Linked DNA regions of Homo sapiens: region 2 is linked to region 1. Evidence: chromatin loops called from intact Hi-C (ENCODE). Cell type or tissue: mammary epithelial cell. All regions are shown on one strand. Links, peaks and the distances in the headings refer to the core of each region. The heading gives the core; the rest is flanking DNA.

Region 1 (8,976 bases), core at 1-8,000:
TGATGATACCTCTGTTTACTGGGCACCTATTTTGCTAGGCATTGCACTAAGTGCTTTATTGCATCTCATTTAATCTTACCGTCAACCACGTGAAGGAGGAATTGCTGTCTCTGTTTCACACACACAGGAAACTGAAAACAGAAGAGGTAAAACCAGACATGGTGCAGCACCACGACCAAAACCTTCGTGTCTAGGGTCAGACAGGCTTGGCCTAGACTCCCAACTCAGCTCCTTTCTGGCTCGGTAACCTTGGAAAGTGACATAATCTATGGAAGCTTTAAGTTAATCATCAGTAAATGGGAATAATTAAAATGTTTATTTCATGGAGTTGTTCAGGATTAATGAGACGCTGGAAAGAAAACACTCGGCACACCGCTTGGCACATAGTAAGTGTTCAATTATTGGCTAGTCACAAAGTCCTTATAGTACCAGATTTTATCCACTGCCCATGTTGAAGTCTCCCTCCCTTGAAGTGTGAAGTCCTAACCACCCAAGCCTCTTGTTTATACGGACAACATCATGCCAGCCAATGCTATGTTATCTTTCTCTATCTCCATTTGTCTTTATTTCATCAGTTAGATCATAACGGTTTCCAGGGCTAGGGCTAGCTCCTGGGTTTCTCTCTGTGCTCCCTCATTGGACCCAGCACTTAGTAGATGCTCAATAAATGTTTATTGATTTTGTCTGAAGAAAGTGGGTAAGAAAGGAAAACAAAAAGGAAGAAGGAATCTAAAATAAAACAAGAGACATCTAGGACTAACATAATTATAAAAAATGTTAATACAACCCTTGAGCCCAGAAGTTCGAGATTGCAGTGAGCCACGATCCCACCACTGCACTCCAGCCTGGAAAAACAGTGAGACCCTGTCTCAAAAAAAAAAAAAATAATAATAATGCCAGGCTTGATGGGGACAAAGTGAAGAGGGAGAAACTCCTATGAGGTGGACAGGAAGTGACATAGCAAGAATAGGAAGTGGGAAAAGAGGGTACTGAAAGTAGTGCAATGCAATGCGGGAAACATATTTAGAGGGACTACTCTTGGGCAACACTGAATTTCCTCATTTCTTGAATTCACTAAGATATGGATGATTAAAAGGCCACTGTTAACTCCCAAGTTAGTCTTATTGTTTGGAGATGATGGTGATGGTTGAAGGGCTTTTAACTGATCACAAGTTGTTCTTGTGCCCTGATGGGGGAAAAGACAGTATTTAGCCCTGAGCATTAATGGTCCTGGGTGCTGCAAAGGCCAGGAAGCAGTTCTCCATTCTGTCCTCCACACTGGGTATATCTTGACTGGGAGTTTGCATCCAGTTTTGATCCATGGACTTTATAAAAAGAGGGAGCAGTGGGAGAGTGCAGCAAAGTGGGTGGGGAATGAAATGCTGTCCCCTTCTTCCATGATCGCCCTCTGAAACGCCATTCATCTTGTTAGGTTCACTGTGAAGAAGCCTCCTGGGTGTTAGAATGGGCCTGACCATCCTCCGTATTCCACTGGTTTCCACTTGGTGACAGTACTCACACAAAGCTATTTTGCATAAGAGAAATGAGAGAGCAAAACTCCCTCACCCCAGACTGGGAACTCCTTGAGAGCAGAGACCCATTGTGTCCATCTCTGTACTGCCTGATGGGGGCCTTGTCCAGTGTCCGGCATCTGGTGCCTGACTTAAACAGGTGCCCCATAAATATTTGTTGGTTGAGGCGTCTCTGTAGAGGACTGGACAAGAGGTGATGACTTGAAAGAAGGCAGGAGGTCAGATTAGATGCCCCACTGCAGTGCTTCTTTGACACTCTAGACTTCCCACACATTATCACCAATCCCACAGAATTCGTCTGTACATTTTAGGCCTCTCTCCCCCAACCAGATCCTTCAGAGCAGAGATGGACTGACTTGTGCTAAAAGTAGATACTAAATGATTGTTTATTGAATACATGGACACAGCTTCATAATCCTGTAGATTGCTTTAGAGCTCAGCAGAGCTGATTCCCCTGGGAATCATGGTGGTGCTGCACCATGCCTGGTTTTACCTCTTTCTTGGCAGCAAGACCTGATGTGTTCTCCTCAAATTTGCATTTGATATCATTCATGTCCCAGGCTAGATCCCTGAGGATCTTCAAGAATGGCTCCCAAATGTTGGCTGCATATTAGAATTGCCTGGGGAAGCTTTAAAATTCTAGTGCTGAGGTCACATTTTGGATAAATTAAATCAGAATGTCTTGGGGTGAGAGCCTGAGTTTAGTGGCTGTTAGTGATCCCCAATTACCACCAAATCACCAAATGATCCCCAATCAGCGAGTGATTTTTAAGGTCCCCACCAATGGCCCCAAGATCATCATTCCAGACAATCCCCAATGGATATGAAAGTTTGGGAACTACTGGTTTTGGAAATGCATTTTTATTATAGAAATTGAATAAGTCTCAATATATCAGAAAATTAATAATGAGACCTATGTCCCTGACACAACATAAATGGAGGTGCCACTGTAGAACATTTATCAAAGGATCTGGTGTGATAGCTGGAATTTGTCCAGATGCTGTTAACGTTTGTAGACTACCCTGAGAAGCAGCTCAGTGAGGCACCTCTTCCTCAGCACAGTTACTCTCTCCTTCCCCTGTGTGTATTCAGCACTTTAAATTATTTGTTGCTATGTTTTTCTCCTCACTAGTTGTGAGCAACTTGAGGGCAGGAACTGTGTATCTATAAGCACACTGAGCATCTGGTGTCTGACCCTCGGTGGATGACAGACACCTGTTTGTGGCATAAATGTGTCAGTGAATTCACTCATTAATTTATATACTCATTCAACAAATGATGATAGTAACAGACAGAAATGTATGGTATTGGCAGAAAACAGGAGTTAATTAAGACGAGAGAAAAACGAGGAGACCGAATTAAACACAGGGAAGTAAAAGCTGAAGAATAAAAGAAAGAAAAGGGTATTCATTTATCATTTGAATTCATGTAATGCAGTGGTGGGTAGGTTTGACTGGAAGAAGCGTTTTTTTAAATCAAATGGACTCAAAAGTGAGTTAACATCTCTAAGTGCTCTGTACTTTTTTTTTTTTTTTTTTTTTTTGAGACGGAGTTTTGCTCTTGTTGTCCAGGCTGGAGTGCAATGGTGCCATCTTGGCTCACCGCAACCTCTGTCTCCTGGGTTCAAGCGATTCTCCTGCCTCAGCCTCCCAAGTAGCTGGGATTACAGGCATGCGCCACCATGCCCGACTAATTTTTGTAATTTTTTTTTAGTAGAGACAGGGTTTCTCCATGTTGGTCAGGCTGGTCTCAAACTCCTGACCTCAGGTGATCCGCCCACCTCGGCCTCCCAAAGTGCTGGGATTACAGGTGTGAGCCACCACACCCGGCCAGTGCTCTGTACTTTTTCTCCTTTTTAGGATATTTAGTTACAATTAAAATAAATGAGTTACTATGTATTATTTGCATAGCATCCCTTTTCTCTTCCAAGTTCTAGAAAGTCAGAACCTACTTGTGGCACTCACCTCCGTGTCCCCAGTGCCCAGCACAGCATGACACAGAATGGGTGCTCAGTAAATATTTACCAAGCTGTTCAATGGATTCATGGTTTCAGTTCTTTCTCCTATTACCCAAAATCATCATGTCATCTTCATCTCAAAGTTGTTATGAAGAATAACTTAGATAAAATACATAAGCACTGGGCGCATGGTAGGCATTCAGTAATTGTTAAGTCATTATTATAATTGAGAAAAACAACAGACACTAAGCACCTACTTTGAAACAGACCTTATGCTAAGTGCTGTGCAAAAAGGGACAATCAAAAGTGCCAAGAAATTGCATCTTTCAAAAGCTGTATGGATTTGAGGACCCCATTGTCACTGCCTCCCCCTGCTCACTCCCCAAAGAGCCTCAGCAAACTCCAGTATTCACTCACAATCATCTGTCCCCCTGGCCACACCCCAGGCAGCCAGCCCCGGAACCACTAAGCCTGGTCTTCCTTTCCACCACCACCAGATGGCAGCACAAAGCCCACGGATGGACAACGCCCCGTGCAGGAGGGCTGCTGTCTCAAGCACAGGTCTGGCCTTGGTCGGCTGTTTGGGAGTTACACTTAATGCTTTGGGATTGGTCCCTTCCTTTCCACTTCCAAGCCTCAGACCCCATCCCCTCACCCTAGAGTCACTTCACACCTGCAAGGTCCTCATTCACAATCCTTCGCAGAGTACCTGGAGTGCCTTCCTTTAGCCTCCATTCCATTACTGATCCCCGGGTTGCTTTTCATGAAGGTGTCAAATCCCTTGTCTGGCCCTTGAGGTGTCTCCCCATCGCAGCTCGCCTCACTCTTTGCTGCACCCCAGCAATGGCCTACCAGTCACCTCCTGTTCTCTGTCTTTGCTCACATCATTCCCTGCCTGTTATGTCCACACATGCATGCTCACCCTTGCTGCCCCTCCTCTTCTCTCACCAACTTGAAAGCCCAGCGGAGGCTCTCCTGCAGAAGTCTTGGCGCTGGAAACCAGATGATGGCTCACTCTTCTATGTGCCCCATCACCACTTCCTTTCTTGGTCAGCGCTCAAAGGGTTTCAGGTTCTAGGTGACCTGGTTGCATGATGCTTCATCAACAATCTTCAGGTGTTTCCTGTCACCCCAGCCAGGGAGTGCAAGAACGGGTTTTTCTCTTAAAACAGAAACTGAGCACTGCAGACTAGCAGGGGTGGGTTAGCCATGCAGAGTTAGAAAGAGCAATCAGCACTTGGAAAACATGGCAGGAGACAACAGGGAAGGCGAAGGGAGTTGCGTACAAGTAATTCATTATGACTGGAGCTCAGTGTGCAAGCAATAAAAGAGAAGTGTATGGAGAGGGTAGCAGGGACCAGATCTTACAAGGTCTAGAAGGCTCTGCCAACGTTATTTGGACTTTACTTTGGAGGTAGGGGAAACTTAAAGGATTTTAAGCCAGAGAGGTGACATGACTGGATTTTTCTATTAAGGAAGATCACTCTGGCTGCTGTGGGGGATGGACTGCTGAGGGGGCAATGACTGCAGGGGTAGGGAGACCACCTGCCGGGAAGCTGTTGCAGTGGTCCAGACAGAGAAGATGTGGGTATGAACTGAAAAGAGATACTGCAGGGATGGAGTCAGTAGGCTAAACAAGCCCTGTAGACCTGTTGAGTCTGAGGGGTCCATGGGATACCTGAGTGGGGAGTGCAGTGGGATTTGGATGTTCCTGCCTGGAGCTTGGGAGATAGGCCTGGGCTGGATCTAGAAGTCTGTACGGATGAGGCCTCTGAGATGTATGAGATTATGCAGGGGGTAGGGGTGCATGTAGAAGAGAAGAGAGAAAAGTGGGAACATTTAAAAGCCTAAAGACAAGGAGGAGCCAGAAAAGGAAATGGAGAAGGTACAGCCATAGATAGAGGAGGAATCAGGGGAGAGTGATGTCTTGGAAGCCACAGATGAAGGCTGGCTCAAAGGCAGCTGAGAGGTCAGGCAAGAAGAGACTGAATGTGTCATTTGGAGGAAGCAACACGGAGGTCACAGTCTCAGTGGAGCCATGTTGGGCAGAGGCGGAGCTCCATGGGTTGAGTGAGTGGGCAATGAGGAGGCAGGAACGGGCTTATAGGTACTCTTTGAAGACATTTGATTGTAAATAAAATGATGAAATTAGGTGGTAGGTGAAGGGAATGTAGGATTAAACAAGGTTTTATTTGTTTAAGGTTTTTCATTTGTTTTAACATGGAAGAAACTTATGGAGAGAAATAGATACAAAATGAGTAGTTGAAGATGCAGGAAAATAAGGAGAGAGAATTCCTGGAGGGCAGAAGTAAGAAGGGATTCAGAGCACAGGTGGAGGGGCCATGCTCAGATAAGACCTGGGACACTTCTTTATTTTTATTTTATTTTTTGAGATGGAGTTTTGCTCTCGTTGCCCAGGCTGGAGCGCAATGGTGCAATCTTGGCTCACTGCAACCTCCACCTTCCAGGCTCAAGCGATTCTCCTATCTCAGCCTCCCAAGCAGCTGGGATTACAGGAGCCCACCATCATGCCAGACTAATTTTTGTATTTTTAGTAGAGATGGGGTTTCACCATGTTGGCCGGGCTGGTCTTGGACTCCTGACCTCAGGTGAGCCACCTGCCTCGGCCTCCCAAAGTGCTGGGATTACAGGTGTCAGCCACCTCGCCTGGCCCAGACCTGGGACACTTCTTTGATGGTAGGAGGTGAGAATGGATTGGGATTGGCTTTGGCTGAGAGTACAGAGGCTGGCTGAGGTTAGGGTCCTCAGGCACCTGGAACTGAAAGGTCTTCACTAAGACAGACCGAACTCTGCCCAGATCCTGGTGAAAAGGAAGGACGTGGCAGTACTTCCTCTCCTTGTGGCTATGGGATTTTCCCTATTGGGACCCCTAGACTGGGTAAAGGAGTGAAAAGGCCACCATGTTATTGATGCAGGGTGGGACTGTGCTGGTGAGGGAGCAGGAAGGGGGTTGCTGGAGTTGGAAATCTTGCAAGAAAGTACTTAAAGCAATGCCTAAGGGTTCTGGGCTACTGGACTGGTGGGAGTGCTGACAGCAGGACACTGATAGGCTGGGGAGAGAAGACAGTGCTCAAGGGTGGAAGGTATCAAAAACATGCCAGAGACCATGCATATGGGATTCAGAAGCAAGAAACTTGAAGGCAGAGAGGTGAGAGTGGGATGTTTGAGTTTAAAATTCCCAAGGAGTGCAAGTCCCGTCAAAGTTCAGGATGTGGCCTTGAGTGGGGTCCCCAAGCAGAGTCAGGGTGTAGGAGCCTGGAGAGGAAAAGGTCAAAGGTTTTGGTCCCCAGGATTCTGGATGTCAGGGTGATAACTGAATTTGAGGGGAAGCCTGGGAGCCAGGTGCCAAGGCCTTTGATGGCTGAGGAGGGAATGGGTGGGCAGCTCTGAGAGGGGGTCTTGTCGTGTTCTAGATAATGAAAGATGAGCAGGGGATGCCTCAAAAGGCCACTGGATGTAATCCAGCCCTAGGCCAGCTGGACTTGGGTGACTTGCCTGAGGACAGGCAGCAAAAAAGTGGCTGAGACAAAATAAAAATTAACTTTATGTCTGTAATCACTTACTCTTCCAACCCTTATGGACTGCCGGTCTGTACAGATGTTCTGGTTCACTAAAAGCTTGGTTGACAAGACTTTTTATTCTCCTGAATTTGTAGTACATATTCACCATGTGACCTTGGGAAATGCATGTCATATTCTACCAGCCTCAGTTTCCCCCTCTGAATGCCAAGAGGCTGACCAGAGTGGCAAGTTTTCAGCCTTGTCAGGTGGACCCCAGCGATTCAGTGAAAGAGGCTAAAGGTACCTGGGTGGTGTTGCAGAGCTGGGGGGTGGGAAGATTACAGGGAATCTGCAGGGGATCAGTTCCTGGCCCCACCTTGGTCTCCAGCTGAGCAGCTACCCTTGAATCTGCCAGAATTCTAGACTTCTGCATGAGATTTTGTTTGGAAAGAGGATTCTGCTGCCTAAAACTGTGAAAAATCATGATCTTGCCTAGCCCTGACACTGCGTGAGCCTGTTGCCTTCCTGTACTGGAGGGTGTATCCTTGGCAGTGTGTCCCTTCTGCTTGCCCCAGTCAATTTTAATGCCTAAGCACTTGGCAGGAACATGGGTAGTGCCAGGACCTCTGTAATGCACTTGGCAATGAGCTGATGCTCTTTAGTGGTAGTTGTGACGCCTCTCAGAAATCTGACTTTACTAAAGTGGTATTGATGGGCCAAGGGCTTGGGTGCTCCTCAGTGACCTTGATGATGAATTACATCTGGGATCCAGTGAGTGGAACAGACAGGTTCTTTAGCTGAGGAACAAAGCCCAGGCCTGTTCTTCATCACTTAGCACCAGCTGGGATCCCTTGTTGCCAGGCTGGCAGCTGTGAGGGATCACTTGGCCACCAGGAAGACTTCCCAGCTGGGACTGTTCTGAAGATTTGTGCCAGAGAAACTACATCTGTGAGTCACTGCTCAGGGGAAAACCCAGCTGCTCGGCTCAGCTCCAGCCCCAGTGGCCCCGGGGAAGGACCAGAAGGCAGAGCGAGAATAAAAGATAGGCTGCTTTGCTTTTCTCAGTTTCCATAGCAGGTTACCGTATTTGCAGTTCTTCATTTCATGAGGGAAGTTGAGAGTGGGACTGGAATCAAAAGAGGTACTCAGATGGTGAAGCCCATAGCTGTTGGGTGTGGAGGTTTTGGCTAAGCCACCAGGGATACTTCTCTGACCCTCTGGATCCTTACTTTGACTCATCGCCCTTTTTTTTTTTTTTTTTCTGATCCACAGGTGGCTACAGCCAGGTTCATAGTCTGGCACATGGCATTTTCTGGACAGTGAGAATCAGGAAATGGGGGTGAATCTTAGAGTGGGTCTGATGAATCGTGGGAAAATCTCTCAACATTGAGACAGAGATACTGGAAGGAGCTTGAGATTTGTTTTATAAGAAGAGGGATTCTTGGTGTCATGGCTGTCTTCTCAGAAGGGAAGATCGGTCAGGTGTGGGCCTGAAAACCATGGGTGTTAAAGGGCTGACCCTGGAACAGTCCCTGCAAGGATAGGGGTGGACCATCAGGACAATGATGGGAAAGTGCTGGTGTTTGGGATGTCACTTCCCACAAATTGACAATCACTGCAGAGGCCAAGAAGCCTCCCACTGGGTTTGGGGGGTCAGTATCTCTTCAATTAAACTAAGGCAAATTCTTAGCTGCCAAGGAGGCCAGGTGACTTTGGGTTCTAGTCTCAGATGAGTCCTAGTGGGCTAGAAGCCTGCTTTGCTCTGCTTGACACAGACCAGACATGATGGGTAGGACTTAGTTCCACAGTGGATGTGGGGAGTCCTGTGAGCTGGTGGGAGTGTGTCTGGAGCGTGCCTAGAATCATGGGGCCTGCATGGTAAAGGTCCTGCAACCAAGCCAAAATGGGGATGCTTATGGGGCTGGGGATGTTTAGCCTAGAAAAGGGCATAGGAGGCTAGTGTTTT
Region 2 (8,000 bases), core at 1-8,000, 360 kb after region 1:
TGAAGTGGATCCTCATCTCAGCACCAGCCCTATGGACCAAGGCTCTGGAGGCAGCCCAGACTATCCAGGGGCCAGACAGGATCTAAACCCACTTCAGCCCCTGTTAACAGGCCAACCAAACACAAGTCATTTGAAATTAGACAATTAGAGGAACAAAAAGAAAAAAAGAATGAGAAAGAGTGAAGAAATATCAAAGGACCTACAGGACACCATCAAACATGCAGATATTTGAATTATGGAAGTCCCAGAAGGAGAAGAGGAAGTGAAGGGGAAGAAAGCATATTTAATGAAATACTGTATGAAAACATTTCAAATTTGGTGAGGGATATCGACATCCAAATTTATGAATCTCAAAAGACTCCAAGCAGGATCAACCTAAAGAAGAATACTCTGAAGCATATTATAATTAAATTTTCAAAAGTTAAAGACAATGAGAATTCTGAAAGCAGCAAGAGAAAAAGGTAATCATTATATAGAAGGGAAATCCATAAGGCTAGTGAAGATTTCCCACCAGAAACTTTGCAAGCCAGGAAGGAGTGGGATGATATATTCAAAGTGCTGAAGGGGAAAAAAAAAACAACCTGCCAACCAATAGTACTAAACCCAGAAAAGATGTCTTTTAGAAATAAAGGAGAGATAAACACATTCACAGACAAACAAAAGCAGAGAGAGTTCATTACCACTAGATTTGTCTTACAAAAAAAAATGCTTAAGGGAGTTATTGGAATTGAAACAAAGGATGCTAAGCAATAACATAAAACATAAGTAAATGAAGGACTCAAAACTACAGTCAAATATGCAGTCAAATTCATAATACTCTAATACTGTATTGGTTGTGTATAAATCGCTTACATCTATATGCCGATGTTAAAAGACAAAACTCTTAAAAATAACTATAGCTGCAATAATTTTTAAGGGATGTACAATATAAAATATATAAGTGGTAACATCAAAAACATAAAATGTGTGAGAGTAAAACTGGAATTTTTAAATGCAATCAAAGTTAAGTTGTTATCAACTTTGTGTTGGAAGAATGAATATTGTTAAAATGTCCACACTACCCGAAGTGATCTACAAATTCAATGCAATCTCTATCAAAATTCCAATGACATTTCTGACAGAAATGGAAACAAAATTCTAAAATTCATATGGAGCAATATAAGACCATAAATAGCTGACGCATTCCTGAGCAAAAATAACAAAGTTGGAGGCATCACACTACCTTATCTCAAAATCTACTAGAAAGCTGTAGTAATCATAGCAGTATGGTGCTAACATGAAAGCAGACAGATAGACAAATGGAACAGAATAGAGACTAGAAATAAACACAAGCTTATGTGGTCAACTATTTTCAACAAGGACACCAAGAAGACATCACGGAGAAAAGACAGTCTCTTCCATAAACAGTGTTGGGAAAACTGGCGTTGGGGATACATGCAAAAGAATAAAATCGAATCCCTATCACACCATATGCAAAAAATCAACTAAAAAATACACCAAAGATCTGAGTGTAAGACTTAAAATCACAAAACTCCTAGAATAAAACATGATGGGAAAGTTTCTTGACATTGGTCTTATCAGTGATTTTTGGACAATATACCAAAAGCACAAGCAACAAAAGCAGAAATAAATAAGTGGGACTGCATCAAACTTAAAAGCTCCTGCACAGCAAAGGATACAATCAAGAAAGGGAAAAGCAACCTATGGACTGACAAATGTTTGCAAACCAGTTAACTCTTAAGGGATTAAAATCTAAAGTATATAAGAAACTGATGTAATTCAATAGCGAAACAATGAATAACCCAATTTAAAAATGAGCAAAGGGAAGTTCCACCAAGTAATGGTGAGCATTCTGGGCTCTGAAAAAATGAGCAAAGGATCTGAATAAACATTTCTTAAAAAAAGACATATAACAACAGATATATAAAAGGATGCTCAACATCACTAATCAGGGAAATGCAAATCAAAACCACAATGATATATCATTTCATATTGGTCCATTTTGCATTGCTATAACAGAATATCTGAGACTAGGTAATTTGTAAAGAAAAGGGGTTTATTTGGCTCATAATTCTGCAGGTTGTACAAGAAGCATAGCACCAACATCTGCTTGGCTTCTGGTAAGTATCTCCGGAAGATTTACTCACTGCTCTTTGCTCATTTTTCAACTGGGCTAATCATTGTTTTGCTACTGTGTTAGGTCAGTTTCTCATATAATTTAGATATTAATCCCTTCAGAGTTAAATGGTTTGCAAACATTTATCAGTCTATAGGTTGCTTTTTCACTTTCTTGATTGTATCTTTTGCTGTGCAGGAGCCTTTTAGTTTGAAGGCAGAAAGCAAGGGGAGCCAGCGTGTCACATGGTGAAAGAGAAAGCAAGAGAGAGAGGACAAGGTGGCAAGTTCTTTTTAACAACCAGATATTATGTGAACTAATAAAACAAGAGCTCACTCATTACTGTGAGGGAGGACACCAAACCATTCATCAGGATCTGGCCCCATGATCCAAACACCTCCCACTAGGCCCCACCTCCAACACTGGGGGTCACATTTCTGCATGTGATCTTAAGAGAACAAATATTCTAACTATATCACATCTCTCACCTGTTAGGATGGCTTTCGTCAAAAAGACAAGAGATAACAATTGTTGGCAAGGGTGTGGGAAAAAGGGAACTCTTGGACACCATTAGCAGGAACGTAGATTCGTGTAGCCACTGTAGAAAACAGTATACAAGTTCCTAAGAAAATTAAAAATAGAACTCTCATATGATCCAGAAATACCCCCATGAAATGTATGTTGGGTTCTTTGAATGGTAAAGGAGGCTGTGACTGATTATTGATAAGTACTGAATAGAACATGGTGGCCAGATCCACACAGTCAACACACAAGTTGGTCATTGGAGATCTTCAACTAATTTCATTATGTTAAGTATTGAAGCCTTGATGGTGGAAACTTGAGCACTGGGATTTCGATAATTAATAGTTCAGTGCCTTTCATTGGTGAAATCCTTTTAAGACTGGCCAAATAAAACTACTGGAAGGAGAAATTGTGATAACAATCACCTTTTCTTCGAGTAAATCTTGAATACCAGGTCAAAGGCCAGCAGTACGTTGTTTCAAGAGATATTGTGGTATGTTCACTACCTTTACCCACAGGGCCAGCTCTACAGGTTTTCACTCTGTGGCTCTAACTGGGCCAGGGACTTGGGCTTATTCCAGTGTCACAGGCAGCATGCAATGGCATCTTTTCTATGCCTATAATAGGAAAACTCAAAGCAAGAGGAGCCACCACAATGGACGGCTGTTATTTATTTGTTGCTTGAAATAATTATTTTAATTTTTTATTTTTGTGGGTATATAGTAGGTGTATATATTTATAGGGCACATAACATATTTTGATACACACATGCAATGCATAATAATCACTTCAAGGTAAATGGGATATCCATCGACTCAAGCACTTAATCCTTCATGTTACAATCCAATTATACTATTGTAGTTATTTTTAAAGGTACAATTATTACTGACTATAGTCACTCTGTTTTGCTATCAAATACTATGCCTTATTCATTCTTTTTATTGTCTGTACACATTAACCATCCCCACTTCCCTCACCTAACCCCCACTACTTTTCCAAGGTAATTATCCTCCTTCTATTTCCATGAGTTCAATTGTTTTAACTTTTAGCTCCCACAAGTAAGTGAGAACATGTGAAGTTTATCTTTCTGTGCCTGGCTTATTTCACTTAAAATTATGATCTCCATTTCCATCCATCTTGTTGCAAATGACTGAATCTTGTTTTTGTTGTTGTTGTTGTTGTTTTCCATGTTATCAGGGTACAGGTGGTATTTGGTTACATGAGTAAGTTTTTTAGTGGTGATTTGTGAGATTCTCCACATTGTTTCCCATAGTGGCTATACCAGTTTACATTCCCACCAGCAGGGTACAGGTGTTCCCTGATCACTGCGTCCACACCAACATCTACTGCTTTTTTGATATTTTGATTATGGTCATTCTTGCAGGAATAAGGTGGTATCACACTGTGGTTTTGATTTGCATTTCCCTGATCATTAGTGATGTTGAGCATTTTTTCAAATGTTTGTTGGCCATTTGTATATCTTCTTTTGAGAACTCTCTATTCATGTCCTTAGCCAACTTTTTGATGGGATTGTTTGTTTCTTTCTTACTGATTTGTTTGAGTTCGTTGTAGATTCTGGATATTAGTCCTTGGTCAGATGTATAGATTGTGAAGATTTTTCTCCCACTCTGTGGGTTGTCTATTTACTCTGCTGACTGTTCCTTTTGCCGTGCAAACACTCTTTAGTTTAATTAGGTCCTAGCTATTTATCTTTGTTTTTATTGCATTTGCTTTGGCTTCTTGGTCATGAAATCCTTGCCTAAGCCAATGTCGAGAAGGGTTTTTCCAGTGTTATTGTCTAGAATTTTTATAGTTTCAGGTCTTAGGTTTAAGTCCTTAATCCATCTTGAGTTGATTTTTGTATAAGGTGAGAGACGAGGATCCAGTTTCATTCTCCTACATGTGGCTTTGTTGAAGATCAGTTGGTTGTAAATATTCGGGTTTATTTCTGGGTTCTCTATTCTGTTCCATTGGTCTATGTGCATATTTTTATACCAGTACCATGCTGTTTTGGTAACTATGGCCTTATAATATAGTTTGAAATCAGGTAGTGTGATGTTCCCAGAGTTTTCATTTTGCTTAGTCTTGCTTTGGCTATGCAGGCTCCTTTTTGGTTCCATATGAATTTTAGAATTGTTTTTTCTAACTCTGTGAAGAATGATGGTGGTATTTTGATGGGGATTGCATTGAATTTGTAAATTGCTTTTGGCAGTATGGTCATTTTCACAATATTGATTTTATCCATCCATGAGCATGGGATGTGTTTTCATTTGTTTGTGTCGTCTATGTAAGAACAGCTGTTTGATAAAGATTTTTCTAATAGTGACATCTAGTGGCATCTGTTTGTCATGAAATGATTTTACTGGCAATACCCTCTAGTATAAAAGAGGTAGCTCCTTTAAACTTGGATGGTTTGCCCAGAATGACAGTAACGTGGGCTGCTGTATCTAATAAAGCTAGAAAATGTTATCTACTTGTAGAATTCCAATGAACCACCAGAGTCATACAGAGGAAATTGTCACCGGGTGGTGGGACAAGGCACAGGGATTGCCTGAATCCCTATTTGAGAGGCCATGGTGATTACCAGTTTCAGGGGTCTGAGAATTAGCCAGAGGCATAATTAGTTGGATTTGGAGGCGTGGTCTCAAGAGATCCCAGATCTGTGGGCAAGTGATGAGGACTTTTTAACGTAATCTTCTTTAGTTGTTGCAATTTGGGTGTGGCCTGGCTAGTAATTCTTCATGAGGCACACAGGGGCCTCTAAATTGCCAATAAACAGGATGAGCTGGATCACCCAGAGGTAATGGGGTAATCTGAGAGTTGGAAAAGAAAGGGAGGGCTGAATAGTCCACTCTAGGGGTTCCCATGCACTAGGAGGCAAGCTTTGTTAGGTCAGAATTGTGAGTCGGGATGGACAGAACCCTCACATTGTGCCAGCAGACCAATTTCATTCATGGCCCTTAGGATGGTATAGGACCTGTGAACAAGGTTAAGCAACATGACCCTGCAGTTGGATGGGGGCACCTGCAAGAACAGCTCTCAGGAGTCTATGTCAACAGGGGCTTTTTCAAAATTAGCAATGTGTTTAGTCTTCCTTCTCTGAATATTTGAAGAAATAATAGACCCATTAAACCATACCAATTTCATGGAGGAGCATGCAGGCCTCCTCAATAGTTTTCCACTAGACATCCTTAGCAGCAATGACCACATGGAAGAGTGAGCCAGACTCTAAGCCTTGAAATCAGTCAGTAAGGAAAGGGCTCTGGAATTCTTAGTGGTGGTAGAAGTTTTGGGTTCCTTATTTGAGGTTTCCATAACCTCCTCAAAAGTATTGGTCTCTTTATCAAGCCTGCCCTTGTGTTTTGGATGCCCTTTACCCTCTTTGGGTACCTCTGGCTCCAAAATATATAAAATCTAAGCTTGAAAGCAAAAGGATCTTTAAGTGAATTATGCATCTCAGGATCTTAAGTAATGTTGATGAGCAGCCTCATCTCTGGGGTGATGACAAAAGCTTCATGCCTGTGTTAAACACTCTCAGTAACTAATTGGCTCCTTTCTTTTTTATCTTTTGGAAAAAAACTGAGAATAATTTGAATTCCTAGACTCGTGATTTTAGGTGTTTCAGCTTTTAGTTCTTTATGATCTCTCATGCTTTTTCTGGTTCTTTTTATTGTATCTATTTAAGGTGTACAACTCTCACCTTTTCTGTTTAACAATAAGCAATCAGATAAGAAAAGGAAATAAAAGACATCCAAATAGTAAAGACAGAAGTAAAATTATTGCTGTTTGCAGGTGACATAATCCTGCATGTAGAAAACAAACTCCAAAAAGAGGACTCAAAAAAAAAATCTTTAGAACTGTGAAAGCTGCTGATGCTAAGACGCAATCACTTAAATCAAACCCAAATCAAAGTAGAGCCAGCAGATCATAAGGGAGGGGATCTCATGCTTGTATGTGAGATAACAACTATAACAAAGACTCTTTGATGGTCCTTCTGCACATATGACTATGATAACAAGTATTACAAGAACTATCTGACAGCACAAAAATTCTATATAAATTGTTTCTATGAAGACATCTCCCCAGCAACAGTGTCATCAGCAAGTAACTGCTCGCTTCTGCAGTGAGCCTCTGTAACTAGTAAACTTTGATTTTTTTCATCATCCTCTTTTATTTTATTAGTTTTGTAAGAATTAGATTTGACTCGTGGATGTTCTTAAAGGGAGCACTACCATAGCCCATGGAAGCAAGAATCAAATAAATGATCAAGTTAAGCTGGTGAGGCTTTATTCATCACAGGTTGAAGCCACTAAAATTTTCTGCATAAAGAGAGAACCACCAGTCTACATTCAACAGCCTAAACCAACAATTATATATTTATACATGTGAAAATTTAGCTTGTCCTTTAACTCTTTCTTAAGTTGAATTGTCAATTATGATTGCAGCTTTAAAATCAAGATACTTAACTAGCTGGCTGAGTGACTGGCCAAACCACCAATCAGGAAAATTGAATTAGTTAAGAGAAGAAATGCAATAAGACTTGAAGAACTGAATGGTGCCTTGGAGGTTACCTGGTTCAACCTTTTCCCTTAGCCTGGACACACACACACATACACACACACACACACACACACAAACACACACACACACACAGAGAGAGAGAGAGACAGAGAAAGAGAGAGAGAATATAAATTAAGACCCAGAACTGCAGAACTGGTAGGTGATAAAATCTGTCCAGGACCAAAATTCATACATCTTGACAACATAATGTCTTTCAAAGGGTAATAAGCTGCAAGGATATATCTCCCAGATCCTTTCCTTTTTCTCTGTTTCTCTTGGTAGCAATGGTCATATTGTTGAAACCTCTTGCTTATCACAACACTGCTGGAGGATTTGTAAAACTTGATTTGGATGGTTTACCTCCTCCACTCAAAAATCTTCCATGTCTCTGATTACTTAGAAAATAACAAAATCTTTAGCCAGCATTCAAGGCCCTCAACCATCTGGTTCTGCCTTCTTATTCTTTTTATTTCCCTTTAATGTAACTCTTTTTTAGTTTTTAATTTTTGTGGTTACATGGTAGGTGTATATATTAATGAAGTACATGAGATATTTTGATACAGGCATGCAATGCATAATAATCACATCAAGGAAAATGGGGTATCCATTCCCTCAAGCATTTACCTTTGTGTTATAAACAATTCAATTGCACTCTTTTAGTTATTTTAAAGTGTACAATTAAATTATTTTGACTATAGTCACCCTTTGTGCTATCAAATACTAGGTATTGTTCTTTTTTTTCTATTTTCTTTGTACCCATTAACCACTCCCACCTCCCTGCCACACTCCACTACCTTTCCCA

The links. Hi-C counts contacts between places; a loop is a spot of excess contacts. Peaks named below come from ENCODE experiments on the same cell type or tissue, not always from the same donor. Only the 100,000 strongest peaks of a DNase experiment are listed, where the experiment ranks them.
Region 2: it touches region 1 in a loop (6-fold over the local background); 9 of 110 quality-filtered maps call a loop at or near these places.

Annotation. Positions count from the first base shown.
Region 1 is chr1:110,626,958-110,635,933 of GRCh38, forward strand. It overlaps a transcript of KCNA2 not described here. Among named protein-coding and RNA genes, the nearest start is that of KCNA2, 25 kb to the left of the region's middle. RefSeq lists enhancers at 4,345-4,484, 4,865-4,914, 7,776-7,965. In mammary epithelial cell, for the core only: CTCF peaks have their summits at 3,985 (motif pointing right) and 7,853; DNase peaks (open chromatin) are centred at 3,994 and 7,944.
Region 2 is chr1:110,987,568-110,995,567 of GRCh38, forward strand. No RefSeq gene overlaps it. Among named protein-coding and RNA genes, the nearest start is that of LRIF1, 28 kb to the left of the region's middle. In mammary epithelial cell, for the core only: CTCF peaks have their summits at 3,943 and 4,995 (motif pointing left); no DNase peak of the experiment used is centred there; H3K27me3 peaks cover 251 bases.